Regions from separate parts of the Homo sapiens genome. Here region 2 is linked to region 1. Evidence: chromatin contacts called from ENCODE Hi-C data. All regions are on one chromosome and are shown on one strand. The core of a region is the stretch at or near the end of the contact, and the rest is flanking DNA. Distances in the headings are between cores, read along the strand shown. Region 1 holds the start of GALC (galactosylceramidase). Region 2 holds the start of PSMC1 (proteasome 26S subunit, ATPase 1).

Region 1 (6,680 bases), core at 194-2,693:
AGGAGTTTCCTACTTTGAATTACGAAATGATTCTTCTCATCTTAGTAATTTTAAACTGGGCTTAATAAACCTAATGGAAACAAAGACTTCCATTTTTCGGTAAGCTCTTACCCTAGATATAGTATCACAAGTAAAGCTATAAAAAAGATGGGGCCTCACTCCATGAAATATTGGCTGTTTCAGGTTTAGCCCAAAAACATAAAAAGGAGAATAGTAGTAGCAAAGAATAAATGCATTAACTCATCGGCCCACAGGTTTCCCCTGAAATACACATCAGCACGGCTGGAGAGATTGCAAATTAGGGAATGAAAACATAAAAATCAAAAAGGATCAGCTAACTCCAGGGGGAAAAAAATTTCCCCTAGCAGAAGGTTATATCTTGTGGTCACACTACAGACCAGGTCATCCTTGCAGCAGGCATTCAAGCTTGTTCTGAGTTGAATGTAAGGATGCAAGCTCCATCCAACTCAACCCCAAAAATCCGAGTTCAACCTTAACATTTTCAAGAAACATTAGCCCTAGATGTAATTTCGGATACAAAACCAAAAAACAAAAACCTTCTCACCCAAAGGTCGGCCACCATGAAGCCCATGGGCCCAGAGGGAGTACCCGGTAGTTTCAGGCCGCTCGCTTATCTTCCTTTTAAAGAGACCTTGAGGCACCAGTCCTGCCTCCAAACGAAATCCTATTCGGCGCTACCCTCTCTGGAGGAGCCCATTCTTACCCTGCACTAACAACTGCACGGGACTTAACGACTCCACCACCCACCAACTCCTCCAAAAGGGAGAGACACAGCCAAAGCATCCCACTGGGGCGTTCTCTTTCGCACACGGACGCTCCCGCACTCCCTGGCCCTTTCTGGAGCGACGCTCCCCGACTGCCATCTCCGCGATGAAGACAGCCTGTGCCCCACTGCCTGGGACGAGGGTTCCAGCCCCGGCTACTTCACTACTTAGACCTGTCACTTTACTCTCTGCACCTATACTCTCTGGACCTCCGGATCCTCATTTGTTCAAACCTAACTGCCTGTCTGGTTCGTGTTAAACGAGAAAGCACCCGCCCCAGCCCCGCAGCGGGCCCGCCCCAACCGCCTGCTGACTGGCACCCTAGGGGAATGCGGCGGAGAGTGGAGCCGGTGGAAACGCAGGGCAACGCCGCGGGGGCTTGTGGGGCTGGCCCCACGGGGCGGGCTCTTGCCGCCCCCCGCGTATCCCCGCAGCTTGCCGCTCACCCCGCCGCCGCTGACCGCGCCGATGCCGTCGAACTCCCGGCCCAGCCCGTCGGAGTCGTCGAGCACGTACGCGCCGCCGGGCGCCAGCAGCGCACACAGCAGCAAGGGCACCGCGGCGCGGCCCGCCGAACCCGCGGCCGCAGTCATAGCTTTCGCTCGGCGTTGCCAGGAAGCCGAGAGTAGCCACTCAGCCATTGTGTGGGTCACATGACTCCGGCGCCCAGGGAGGCGGGTCCCGTCGCCGCCACGATAGATACGGGCAGGAGGCCGCTGATGCTGACGCCGCCGCCGCCATTTTGAGTGCGGGTCAAGGGCCTCTGACGCAGCTGGCGGAGTGTTGAGAAAAGAAGCAGCGAGCTTTTTCTTATCGCTCGCGTGTCTGTGGTCAGCTACTGGATTTCACATGTACTTACTGCTGGCTTCTCTTCCGGCGTCACCTGGTGGAGCACTTTAACGCAGGGAAGGTGGATTCCAAGGTCCGCCAAAGGAAGAGGGCCATGAGTGGCCCTACCATGGCTCTTCCCCAGCATCTCAGGGAGTATCTACCTCGTGCGAGGACCAGGCTTGGACACCAGGTCCCGATTCCATTGTCATCTTGGTGGAATCACTTTGCTTTTGGAGCCTGAGTTTTCCCTTATGTGAGATGAGGCGAGAAGAGCAGCAGAGTGAGGGACTGAGAGAAAAGTTAATAAGCACTCAGTACATTTGAATGCATTCCACAAGTGGCAAATAGCTGAGAAGGTTCTCCAGTCTGGTAACTACCCCGGCATATTCAAAGCTTTTAGCCTTGAAGGAGTTAATAATATACCACCTCAAAATATGCTGCTGTGGCATATTGACTATTTTAAATTAAAGGCACTTAAAAACAGCAGGTGCAAGATCACTGTCATGGATATTATGTGTCTTAAAAGGAGGAGATGAAATTCCCATGTGAAAGATGTCTTCCCTATAAAATAACATTGTTATCTTCAAGGACAGAAAGTTGAAGTCGAGGGAAATCTGTCCAAACAAAATTTGTTAATCCCTATCTTTCTAGTCGCTTCTTTACCCCAAGCCCCTTCGCCTTATCATGTTTCACAACTACTATTTTTTGTCCATTTCACTCTATAAGCAATTGGCTCTTAACTGCTGCTTTAGGTCTTTTTTTTTTTTAATGAGGGCCCCCGTGCTATGTAAAATAAACATTTGTGTGGTTGTCTCCTGTCAGTCTATTAATATCTTAAATCAATTTAATACTAGGGCCATGCTGGGACCCTACAGGGACGAAGGTGAAATTTTGCCTCCCCTACAATTTTATAAACTATCTTCCACTGTCAGTTGAAGTGATTCCAGACAGGTAACTCTAAATTGGTAGGAAAGTTGTGAATTGCCCTGAATTTCTGCCACATCCAGCACTGTCCTGAGATTTCTGATTTCCTTGTTATTGAAGTAAATTAAAGAGACTCTGAAGAGCTGCAGAGAAAGATTTTCTGATCCCCAAATTTCTCTTAGCAGAAGTATGGAACTGGTTATCATTGCCTACACAAGCCCCTGAGATACCACAATGGCAAGGAAAAGACCCAGAGACTTTAGGACCTGTGGGATTTGTCTGCAGAACCCTATTTGGAATCTGATTATTTTGCCCCTTAACCACAAACCTAAATCTAAGTTTCAAGAACTCAATTATACTTGAAGGTCAAAGCTCTGGGCAATCCAATAAATATGCACATTAAGAACCCGATATCCCTGGGTTCTTAATGTACATTAGATATGTTTGTTCTTTCTTTCTTTTTGAATTGACTCTACGTCTATCCTGGTTTACTAAGGACAGTCACAACTTTTGTCTAAACATAATTACTGATAATGCTCCTTTCACCCTCAGTAGTCTTCTGGCTTGGATCAGTTAAATAGTCCCCTGTGTATGAACCACTTATTTTCTTTGGTTTCTTCTTTCCCCAGTACAACACGAATCTGAACTCTCTGCCTTGCCACTGCAACCAGTTTATGATGCAAGTCAGTAATTTTCAGTTCTGTGGATTTACTGTTACAGAATTCACTCTGATCCATTTGTTCTAACACAGTATTTTAAGCATGAGCTGGAGCTCCTGTGGATACAAGCCACAGTAACCATTCCATCAAGTGAATGTTAAGCTTCTCTTACCAGCTCTTAACAAGCGCATAAGACCCACTTAATACCGTGACTAGATGGGAAATACCAAGGTGATGACAGAGGAAACTACCTTACACATAAAACTAGGAAGTTGCATGACGATGTATGAATACCCAGCATACACCATCCTGTAGTACGTCATTGTGAAACGGGTCAGTGGTCAGTGGTCTCGTTGTCTGAGGTGTTATCCAAGCTTGTTGTCTCACAACCAAGAGAATTAAGGAGTGTGGACACCAGAGTGAGGTTGAAGAGAAAGTTTATTATATGAAAGAAGAAAGCTTTCTTTCTTTGCCATTTTGCCACTTTTACAGTTGAATCCAAAAGCTTTTATAAGAAACTCCTCTCATCTCTGTAGCTGTTTGTGTAACTTACTTGTAAAGCTATCTGTGCAGCTCCCCTTATCTGTGCAGCTGTGGGTATGTCTTGGGTAAGGATAAAGTTCAGCTTCTCTTGTTTGTGTAACTGTGGGTTCTAGGTAATCACCCTCTCCACCCCCATGCAAGTTCCCACAGAGCCCACCATGTATGTGCCTGAAAAGGGGAAGAAACTTTTTCCTGGGAACCTGCTAATCACACAAAGAACAAAAGGCTTCTATGTTGGGCCTTCCTTTCTTATCAGGGCAGCTGTTGCCTGAGTTTTCCCCAGGCCACTCTATGTGTGCCTGTAGCTTGATTTTTCAGGCTGTCTTTCTGTTTAAAAGAATTTTACCAAAGACCAACTTTAGCTGTCTGCCCAACTAAGTTTTCCCTTTTCTCGTCCCTCAATTGCACCTTGTAGTTGGAATGCACGCCACAAATATTTGAGCAATGTGTGAAGTCTACAAAAGAGGAAGCATAAACTCTAATGGAAAAGGTAGCCTCACTTCCAGGAAGTCCCAGTAGTTCCTATTAGTTCAGTTACCAAAGAAATTGCTTACCAGATAAATATTTTTTGTTTCTAATTTCTGATCTATATTCATGAGAGCAGACATGAGGTAAGAAAGTTTCTAATAAAAGGCCAATAAATACATGCTGACAGAAATCCTTGGAGTGCTGGGCACGGCACTCAAATGTGCTCAAGATGTGAGATAAAGAAAAATGACAGTTACCCCACGAGTGATCATATGCTTAGCTTCCCTTGCGTCTGTGGATCAGGGTCAGTGAGATAAGACGGTAAGAAAGGAAGGTCCCAGTTTTCAGATTTTAAATGAGTTTAAAAAGTAATGACAGTGTTTCTCTCTCTGTCTTTTTAATCTGAAACACTTCAAGAATTTGCATGTCATCCTTGCTCAGAGGCCACACTGATCTCTGTAACATTCCAGTGTTTGTAAATGTGCTGCCAAAGGAAACACGATGATTTTTCTCTTAAATAACAGGTGTTTCTAAGTATCACAACTATACTTCAGCCACCCCAAATCTCTCCTTTTTCTAAATAAAATAATGTGATCAAAATCAAATAGTCTCTTGAGAAGGATCAGAGATCTTGCCTTTTAATGAAAATTTATTGATAAACTCTAATAGCAGTCTGGATTTTTTTTTTTATTTCCCCAAGACTATCATAAAACGGTATGATAGCAGTCTGTTGTCTCACTTCAGGAAAAGGCTTTACTTTTATAAATCAGTCCACCTCCCCTTCAGTCTACCATTGATGGGCATTTAGGTTGATTCCATGTTTTTGCTATTAGGCTGTCAGAAATTCCAGGGCAGAGGCCAAGTTTATTTCTTCTTTGTATGTCTTAAGCACAGTGCCCAAACTGTGCTAAGTACTCAATAAATATTAGTTGAATTGAACTAAAAGACAAATCACTGAATGGTCACATAAGGGGATACGAATAAAGAATTATTTACAAAAGGAGTTGGAAACGTTTCTTAAAGTAGGAATCCCCTGGGACATAAGAGTGTGGAGTGTTTTCTTGAACTGTCCTGTAACATCTGCTATATTTTTTACCTTTTATTTTAGGTTCAGGGTGCATGTGCAGGTTTGTTACAAAGGTAAATTGCATGTCCTAGGGTTGATGTACAGATTATTTCATTACCCAGGTAATAAGCATAGTACTCAATAGGTAGTTTTTTGATCCTTCCCCATCCCCCATCCTCCACCCTTAAGTCGGCCCCAGTGCCTGTTGTTTTGTTGTTGTTTGTGTCCATATGTACTCGATGTTCAGCTCCGTCTTATAAGTGAGAATATGCAGTATTTGGTTTTCTATTCCTGTGTTAGTCTTCTTAGGGTAATGGCCTCCAGCTCCATTCATGTTGCTACAAAGAACATGATCTCATTCTTTTTTTTTTTTTTTTTTTTTTTTTTGAGACAGAGTCTTGCTCTGTCATCCAGGCTAGAGTGCAGTGGTGCGATCTCGGCTCACTGCAATCTCTGCCTCCCAGGTTCAAGCGATTCTCCTGACTCAGCCTCCTGAGTAGCTGGGATTACAGGGTGTGCCACCACACCTGGCTAATTTTTGTATTTTTAATAGAGACGGGGTTTCACCATGTTGGTCAGGCTGGTCTCGAACTCCTGACCTCGTGATCTGCCCGCCTCGGCTTTCCAAAGTGCTGGGATTACAGGCCTGAGCCACAGCACCTGGCCTGTCATTCTTTTTTATAGCTGCATGGTATTCCAGGTTGTATATGTAACACATTTTCTTTATCCATTAATAGACCACTGATGGAGATTTAGGTTGATTCCATGGCTTTGCTATTGCAAATAGTGCTGAAATGACCATCCACTTGCATGTGTCTTTATGGGAGAATGACTTATATTCCTTTCAGTATATATCCAACATCTGCCATTTGTCTGGTCTTTCAACTCTGGACGTGTTTCTTGATGGCAACTGTTAGTTATACTGCCCTACTGAGTGACTTCTCTCTAAAATATGTTATAAGGCTCTATTCATTCAAGATTTTATATAAACAAAATGAAAATAAGTCAAAGGACAGAATCCACCTAATGAAATAAATTATAAATTGCTTACTGAACATTTTCTTAAGTATAACTACAAATAAAAACTTCTATAGCAAAGAGCAGTGTAGTATAGTAGTTAGAATACTGGCTCTGGAGCCCCAGGTCTCCTGGCTTCAAATCTTTCTCCTATTGCTTAGCAGCAGTGTAATTTTGGTTAAGTTATGTAACTTCTTTGGGCTTCAGTTTACCCATCCATAAAATAGAGATAATGATGGCAATACATTAATGTGAACATTGGACAAGCTAATATTTTTATAGCACTTAGAAGAGTGACCCACACATCCTATGTGTTATATAAGTGCTTATTATATAAATAATAACATAAATGACATACCTATATAACTATCGTACAACTTTTGAGTT
Region 2 (6,765 bases), core at 4,200-6,699, 2.3 Mb after region 1:
CCGGCCGAAAAATTAAATTTTAACAATATTGTATATTTATTTTCTCTTCCCTGAAATGAAAATGTTTAATCCTGATGATGTCTTACAAAATTAATGTAATTATTCTGATTTTTATGCTCGATTCTTTTTTCTTTTTTTTTTTTTGAGACGGAGTTTTGCTCTTGTTGTCCAGGCTGGAGTGCAATGGCGTGATCTGAGCTCACCGCAACCTCCACCTCCCAGGTTCAAGCGATTCTCCTGCCCTTGCCTCGCAAGTCGCTGGGATTACAGGCATGCACCACCACGCCTGGCTAATTTTGTATTTTTAGTAGAGACAGAGTTTCTCCAAGTGTTAATTAAAAAATTCACACACACACATATTTACCCAAGAATACCATACATTTTATTATAATCCTTGCTTCACAGATAACTCATATTTCAGCTACATGATAATTGCACTATTAAAAATCAAGAGAAACAAATATTAATTTTTTCTTATATATAACGATAAAGTGAATATATTATTTTAATTTTATCTTAACTGTTTCTGATCATTTGTCTTATGAGTTGCATTCCATAATTTATCTCTGTCATTTAAAAAATAATATTTTTTGAATTACATATGAAGAGGTTTGTGTAATTGAAAAACAAAGTTGAGGGTTTTTTTTTTTTCCTCCCAAGAAATAAATCTGATTTGGCTCAATGGGTTGAAGTGGAGCACTAATTGTCAATTGGACATTTTTCAGAAATAGAATGCTCTAAAACTCTGCTGCTCCATGGTTTTGACAAAAATATATCTAAAGAAGGTTAACTTTTAAATTCTTATGATTTTAAAATCGTATGAAAAATGTCGTTTTTCCAGGCTGGGTGTGGTGGCTCACGCCTGTAAACCCAGCACTTTGGGAGGCCGAGGTGGGTGGATCACTTGAGGTCAGGAGTTTGACACCAGCCTGACCAAGATGGTGAAACCTCGTCTCTGCAAAACATACAAAAATTAGCCGGGCGTGGTGGCAGGTGCCTGTAGTCCCAACTACTCATGAGGCTGAGGCAGGAGAATGGCTTGAACCTGGGAGGTGGAGGTTGCAATGAGCCCAGATCATGCCACTGCACACCAGCTTGGGCAACAGAGCAAGACCCTGTCTCAAAAAAAAAAAAAAATTGTATTTCCAGGGGTATAATAAGATTAACGATAGTCAAGATTTTTCAGTTCTTTTTCAGGCTATTGGTTTAAACTCTGAGTGAAGGAGTAACAGGTCTTCATGGATAGTATTTGGTAGGTCGTGGGAAAGCCTTTTGGGTGCATTTCCCAGAAACTAAGAAACTGAATGACCCTAATGACTGGTGACTGAATTGTTTTGCACCTCCAATGTTTTCTAGTTCTTTGCAAACACATTGAAGACTTATTTCAAGTTATCATTAGTAATAGATTTTGTGGATCAATCACTGTGTGATTTTCTGTTTAGAACACAGGATTGGAAAGAATTGTGTGACATTTTCATTACAAAATTATTTCATTTCCCATTTATGTGAACGAGAATTCTCAGCCCAAACATCTATAAACAATAACTAATGAGACTAGAATTGGTGCTGAATCCTGCCTCATTCTGACATTGTCATATCCATCCATGGGTAGGTGAAATGAACACTAACTTAGCACAAACTGTATATCATCTTGATCAAGTGCGTACTAGTGGTAATTGATAATAATTCAAAATCCAGAAAACATTTTTAGCATGTAGGACCCAAAAGACACAGAAAATAGAATACATTAAAAATTTTTGACTTACATAAAACTTTTGCAAAAATGTGCGAGAGGTCAATCAATAAAATGTTTTCCAGCCTCAACATACATGATATTAGGATAAAAGTATGCATGATAAATGGAATGGAAATATTCGCTTCAAAGGGAAAAGAGATGAAAGCAAATATTTTCAATGCTAGAAAAGAGCCTGCGTACATAAGTTTGAAATGGATGAGATATCAAGCTATCATGATAGTTAGATTCCTTTGTGTATATACATTAAAATGTCAATACTTAAAACTTCCTGGCAAGTGGATCATTTGCAGCTATTTAAACTTATATGAAATTTAGATGCTAACCTAGAAATGTATCAAGAAATACATTTTGCAAATTACTTTCGAGAATGCATGAAGAAATGTGTTTGAAGATCACTGTACCACTCTACGAAGAGATTGTAAATTTTGAATGGGATACGGGACCATCTAATATATGCACAGAATGAGTGTGCCAATGGCAATTTGTATATTAACAAGAAATACTAATAAGGCCAGGCGCGGTGGCTCACACCTGTCATCCCAGCACTTTGGGAGGCCAAGGTGGGTGGATCACTTGAGGTCAGGAGTTGGAGACCAGCCTGGCCAGCATGGTGAAACCGCGTCTCTGCTAAAAATACAAAAATTAGCTGGGCATGGGGACGGGTGCCTGTAATCCCAGCTACTTGGGAGGCTGAGGCAGGAGAATCGCTTGAACCTGGGGGGTGGAGGTTACAATGAGCCAAGATTCTGTCACTGCACTCCAGTCTGGGTAACAGCATGAGACCTTGTCTCAAAATAATAATAATAATCAGAGTAGCTGATACCTAGAGTAATTGTCCTATGCCAAGTGCAATTCTCAGCATTTTACTTTAGTCCTCAAACAATGGCACCATGAAGGAGGAACTATAAAGGTCCCTATTTCACAGACGACAGAACTGAGACACAACAACACAGCTCACTGGTGACAAGGCTGGAAACGAGACCTGGCGTTAACCCCTTGGCTGTTTGATTAGTAATTATTCTTATTTTTTAAATAAAAAGTCATTCTGATGGCTTCTTCCAACACACGAATGGGCCCCTGGGCCACCAGGGTGTGGCTGCCCTGCTTTGCAGACCAGTGTTCTGGAGTTCCGGCTCTAAAAATGTGGTGTATGAGTCACCCAGCCTCAGAATCCCTTGGGGTATCTGTTAAAATGCAGGTGTCTGGGCCCTGCCATGGGCCTATAGAATCACAGTCTCTGGCGGATGGCACCAGAGTCTGCATTTTGTCAGCATCTGGGCTGGTTCTGATGTGCTTGAGGTTGCAGGGGGGCTGCTGAACAGGATGCACGCTCGCCTCTGGCACCTGCCCTCTGTCCACCCCGGCCCCGCCCCCTCTGTCCACCCTAGCATGAGCCCTCCGTCCACGTTTGGACACCTTCCTACCTCAGCCTCCATTCCATCTACTTTTGGCAAAAATCTCTTAAGAATCAAAAAACAAGAGTTTTATCCTCTCCGTATCCTCAGCCGGCAAGGTAGATAATTATCCCGTTATACAGATGAGAAAATGAGGATGACTTGCTGATGTCACACAGCTAGAGCAGAGCCTCCGGAGAGGAAACCTGTTGGTATCTTGATTTTAGCCCTGTGAGACCCAAGTTGAACTTCTAACCCAGAGACCTTCTAGCTTTGAGCACTACATTTATGGTCACTTTCTTTTTTTTTCTTTTTGAGATGGATTTTCCTTCTTTTCGCCCCGGCTGGAGTGCAATGGCGCAATCTCGGCTAACTGCAACCTCCGCCTCCCAGGTTCAAGCGATTGTCCCGTTTCAGCCTCCCGAGTACCTGAGATTACAGGCATCTGCCACCACTCCCAGCTAATTTTTGTATTTTCAGTAGACATGAGGTTTCACCATATTGGTCAGGTTGGTCTTGAACTCCTGAACTCAGGTGATCCACCCGCCTCGGCCTCCCAAAGTGCTGGGATTACAGGCGTGAGCCACGGCGCCCAGCCCCTGTGCATCTCTTTTGCCCTATGGCTGACTCTCAATCCTCCCCACCCGGTTGACAGTCATCTCTGCAACTCTCCCTCTTTTCCACTTGCAACTTCCAACCTCCCCAAGTGCTGAGCACTCCAAGTAGTCTTTCTAATCCTCTCCCTGCTTTCTCTTAGCTGTCCATTATGTAGATAAACTTAAATTTTCTGCTTACTTTATGTCACTTCCTACAGCCACAATAGGAAAGTCTGATGCCAACGTTGGCTACTCTCTTCATTACTGGGTTCTATTGACTCGCCTTTAACCGCTGAGCTTCCACTGGGAGTTATGTGCCTGTTTCTGACTTCTTCACTATATGGTGTCTCTAATCTCCATCCTCTGCAGCTTCTACTGCAGGGCCTCTGCCCTGGCTGTTCCCTCTACCTAGAAAGCTCTTCCACCAGATATCTGAATAGCTTACTCCTTCATGCCTTACGGGCTTTTGCTCAAGTATCATCCAATTTAAAGTTAAAATCACCCACCACTGCTGCATGCTCCTAATCCTAGGCATTTTTCCTAGGCATTAATTTTTCCTATGGCATTTACCACTATGTGGCATACTATATATTTTACTATTTACTTGTTTCTTGTAAAATGCATTAGGGAAAGGATATTTATTTTGTTTTTTAAATTTTTATTAATTTTTTTTTTTGAGACAGAGTCTCGCTCTGTCACCTAGACTGGAGTGCAGGGGCGTGATCTCACTGCAACCGTCGCCTCCCAGGTTCGAGAGATTCTCATGACTCGACCTCCCAAGCAGCTGGGATTACAGATGCCCACGATGATGCCCGACTAATTTTTGTATTTTTAGTAGAGATGGGAGTTTCACCATCTCTATCCTATGTGTGATACTGTCCTATCGTGTGATTTCATGTGTCATGTACACTAGATGCCAGATTTGTTAACAGAGGTCGATAGTGCTAAGACTTTCTATTACCGTGTTGCAGTGATGATGAAAAGGAAGAAGTATACCTGTTGTGTGTTCATAAGGGAAATATTTTTAGTGTTTCACAACTAAAATCCCTAAATCAATCTGGAGCAGAAAAAAAATCATCCATTTCTCCAGTTCAGAAAGATGCAGTATTTTGAGCACTTGTTAATGAAATTTCCAGAAACAGAAGGGATTGTTGCCATTTTTCTGATGTCCTGGAGGGTGTAACAAATGAGGAACTTTACCAATCAGCTTCAAGATGAGGAATTTAAGACATTTGGCATCATCACAAGTCACAGGTCATCAGAAAAAGACAGGTTTAGAAGACTCGTTACACACATACTCCCAGATGTGCAGGTTAAATTCCAGAAGCTGAATAATAACTGAAATATTTGTGCAAATGTATATGTCAACTTCCCAGTTCCAAATACCATTCCAGTTTTTAGAACCATAAAGTTCTTCCCAGTTATAAATTTTGCATAATTTAAATATTTTATATTTTCACGATTGTCCTAATTCTTTGACAGTAGGGGTCATTGTCTTAAGTTGTTGACAAGCGCCTCATAACGGGTATTCAAAAATTTCTTTCAAGTAAAATATTTATAAAGTTCACTTTATGCTTATAAACTGCTGCGTTGCCCTAGACCGCCCGCACAAGCCCTTGGAGCACAACTTGGTCAGCGCAGAATTTGGTTCCTATCAGCTTCCGTAGCGTCCCTAACGACTTCCGCCTCTGGCGGGCCGCAGTGGTGGAGGAACTTCCGGCAGCGGCAGCTCAAGTGGCCAAGGCAAGATGGTGAGTGACTAAGGGTTTCTTTCCGCTGGTCGTCGCGGTGCGATGGGGTCTCAGCAGCCTGAGGCGAGAGAAAGAGGCGGCTGCCCGAGGAACTGGGACAGCCCTCTTCTCCTTTTGCCGGCCTGATCTTCTCGGCGGGTGGAGGCTCCCAGAGACCGCGCTCATGTCCACCGCGGGCCGGGGCCGACCAACGGGCCTTGCCCGGGGATCCTGGGGCCGGGGCTCAGAGCAGAGAGAGGGTCTCCTGCGTGGTCTTGTGGGGCGGCAGAACGGATCAGGCCGCTGGCTTTGCTGCTCCGCCGACCAGGGCTTTGCTGATCGGCGCTGGGAGTTTCGGGGGCGCCTCCTCGAGTCACCGGGAAAAATGCTTTTTGAGTCGGGCAGGTGAAGGGTGCTGGAGAAGAGGGTGGGATTCATTCCACCTGAGGAGTTGAGCGCGGAGTCGTGGAAGGCCTTTCGGAGCTGGGGGCATTTGAAGGAGGCCTTAAAGACGTTGTTATGACAGGCGGAGCTAAGACGGAAAGGGCCCGTGGTGCAGTAGTAATAATAAAAACAGCTAGCATTTATTCATCAATTCACTAAACAAGTATTTACTGAGCACTTGGTGTTTTGTTGTTGTTGTTAAACTTTTGGCTAGCTTCTGTTGTAGACACTGAGGATTGATTGAAGTCCCTGCCTTCATAGTGCGTACATTCTAGAGCAGAAGGCAGACAATCATCAGAAATATGTAATATGATGTCAGGGGTGGGGTGGTCATTGTTGTATGGTTATTGTATAGAAAGGGATAGCTTGGAGGAGTGGCTGCTTTTTATAGAGTCAGCGAAGGTAGCTCTGAGGAGGTGAAATTTGAGCGGACCGAAATTGAGGGAGTAACCCCTGCAGATGTCTGAGGGAAATGTGGTCAAGGCAGAAGATACAGCAAGTGCAAAGGACCTGAGATGGGAATGTTTAACCTGTATCATGAACGGCAAGAAGGCCAGATCTCATAGAGGTCTTTTTTATTTTAATTTTAATTTTTATTTTTTTGAGACGGAGTCTTGGTCTGTCGTCCAGGCTGGAGTGCAGTGGCGCGATCTCCGCCTCCCGGGTTCAAGCGATTCTCCTGCCTTAGCCTTCCAAGTAGCTGCGACTATAGGCGCCCGCCACTACGCCCGGCTAATTTTTGTATTTTTGTAGAGACGGCGTTTCACTCTGTTGGCCAGGCTGGTCCTGAACTCCTGACCTTATGATCCGCCCGCCTCGGCCTCCCAAAGTGTTGGGATTACAGG

Evidence for each region. A loop is a pair of places that touch in the nucleus more often than their neighbours do. Pooled maps may share reads with other maps.
Region 2: a loop to region 1 is called in a pooled map, with 15 times the contacts of the local background. The contact joins the promoter of PSMC1 here to the promoter of GALC in region 1. A Hi-C loop is called at or near these places in 1 of 168 maps with a recorded cell type or tissue (B cell), 1 of 37 single-sample maps with no recorded cell type and 11 of 50 pooled maps.

What each region holds. Positions count from the first base shown.
Region 1 is chr14:87,991,739-87,998,418 of GRCh38, forward strand. GALC (galactosylceramidase) reads right to left here and starts at 1,444. Exons shown (of 17, transcript NM_000153.4): 1 at 1,232-1,444. The coding sequence starts at 1,426. It also overlaps the pseudogene RNU6-835P. RefSeq lists a silencer at 1,112-1,301 and enhancers at 1,257-1,757, 1,452-1,781.
Region 2 is chr14:90,251,104-90,257,868 of GRCh38, forward strand. It overlaps PSMC1 (proteasome 26S subunit, ATPase 1), which reads left to right and starts at 5,450. Exons shown (of 11, transcript NM_002802.3): 1 at 5,450-5,497. The coding sequence starts at 5,495. RefSeq lists enhancers at 5,096-5,625, 5,501-5,740, 5,626-6,153.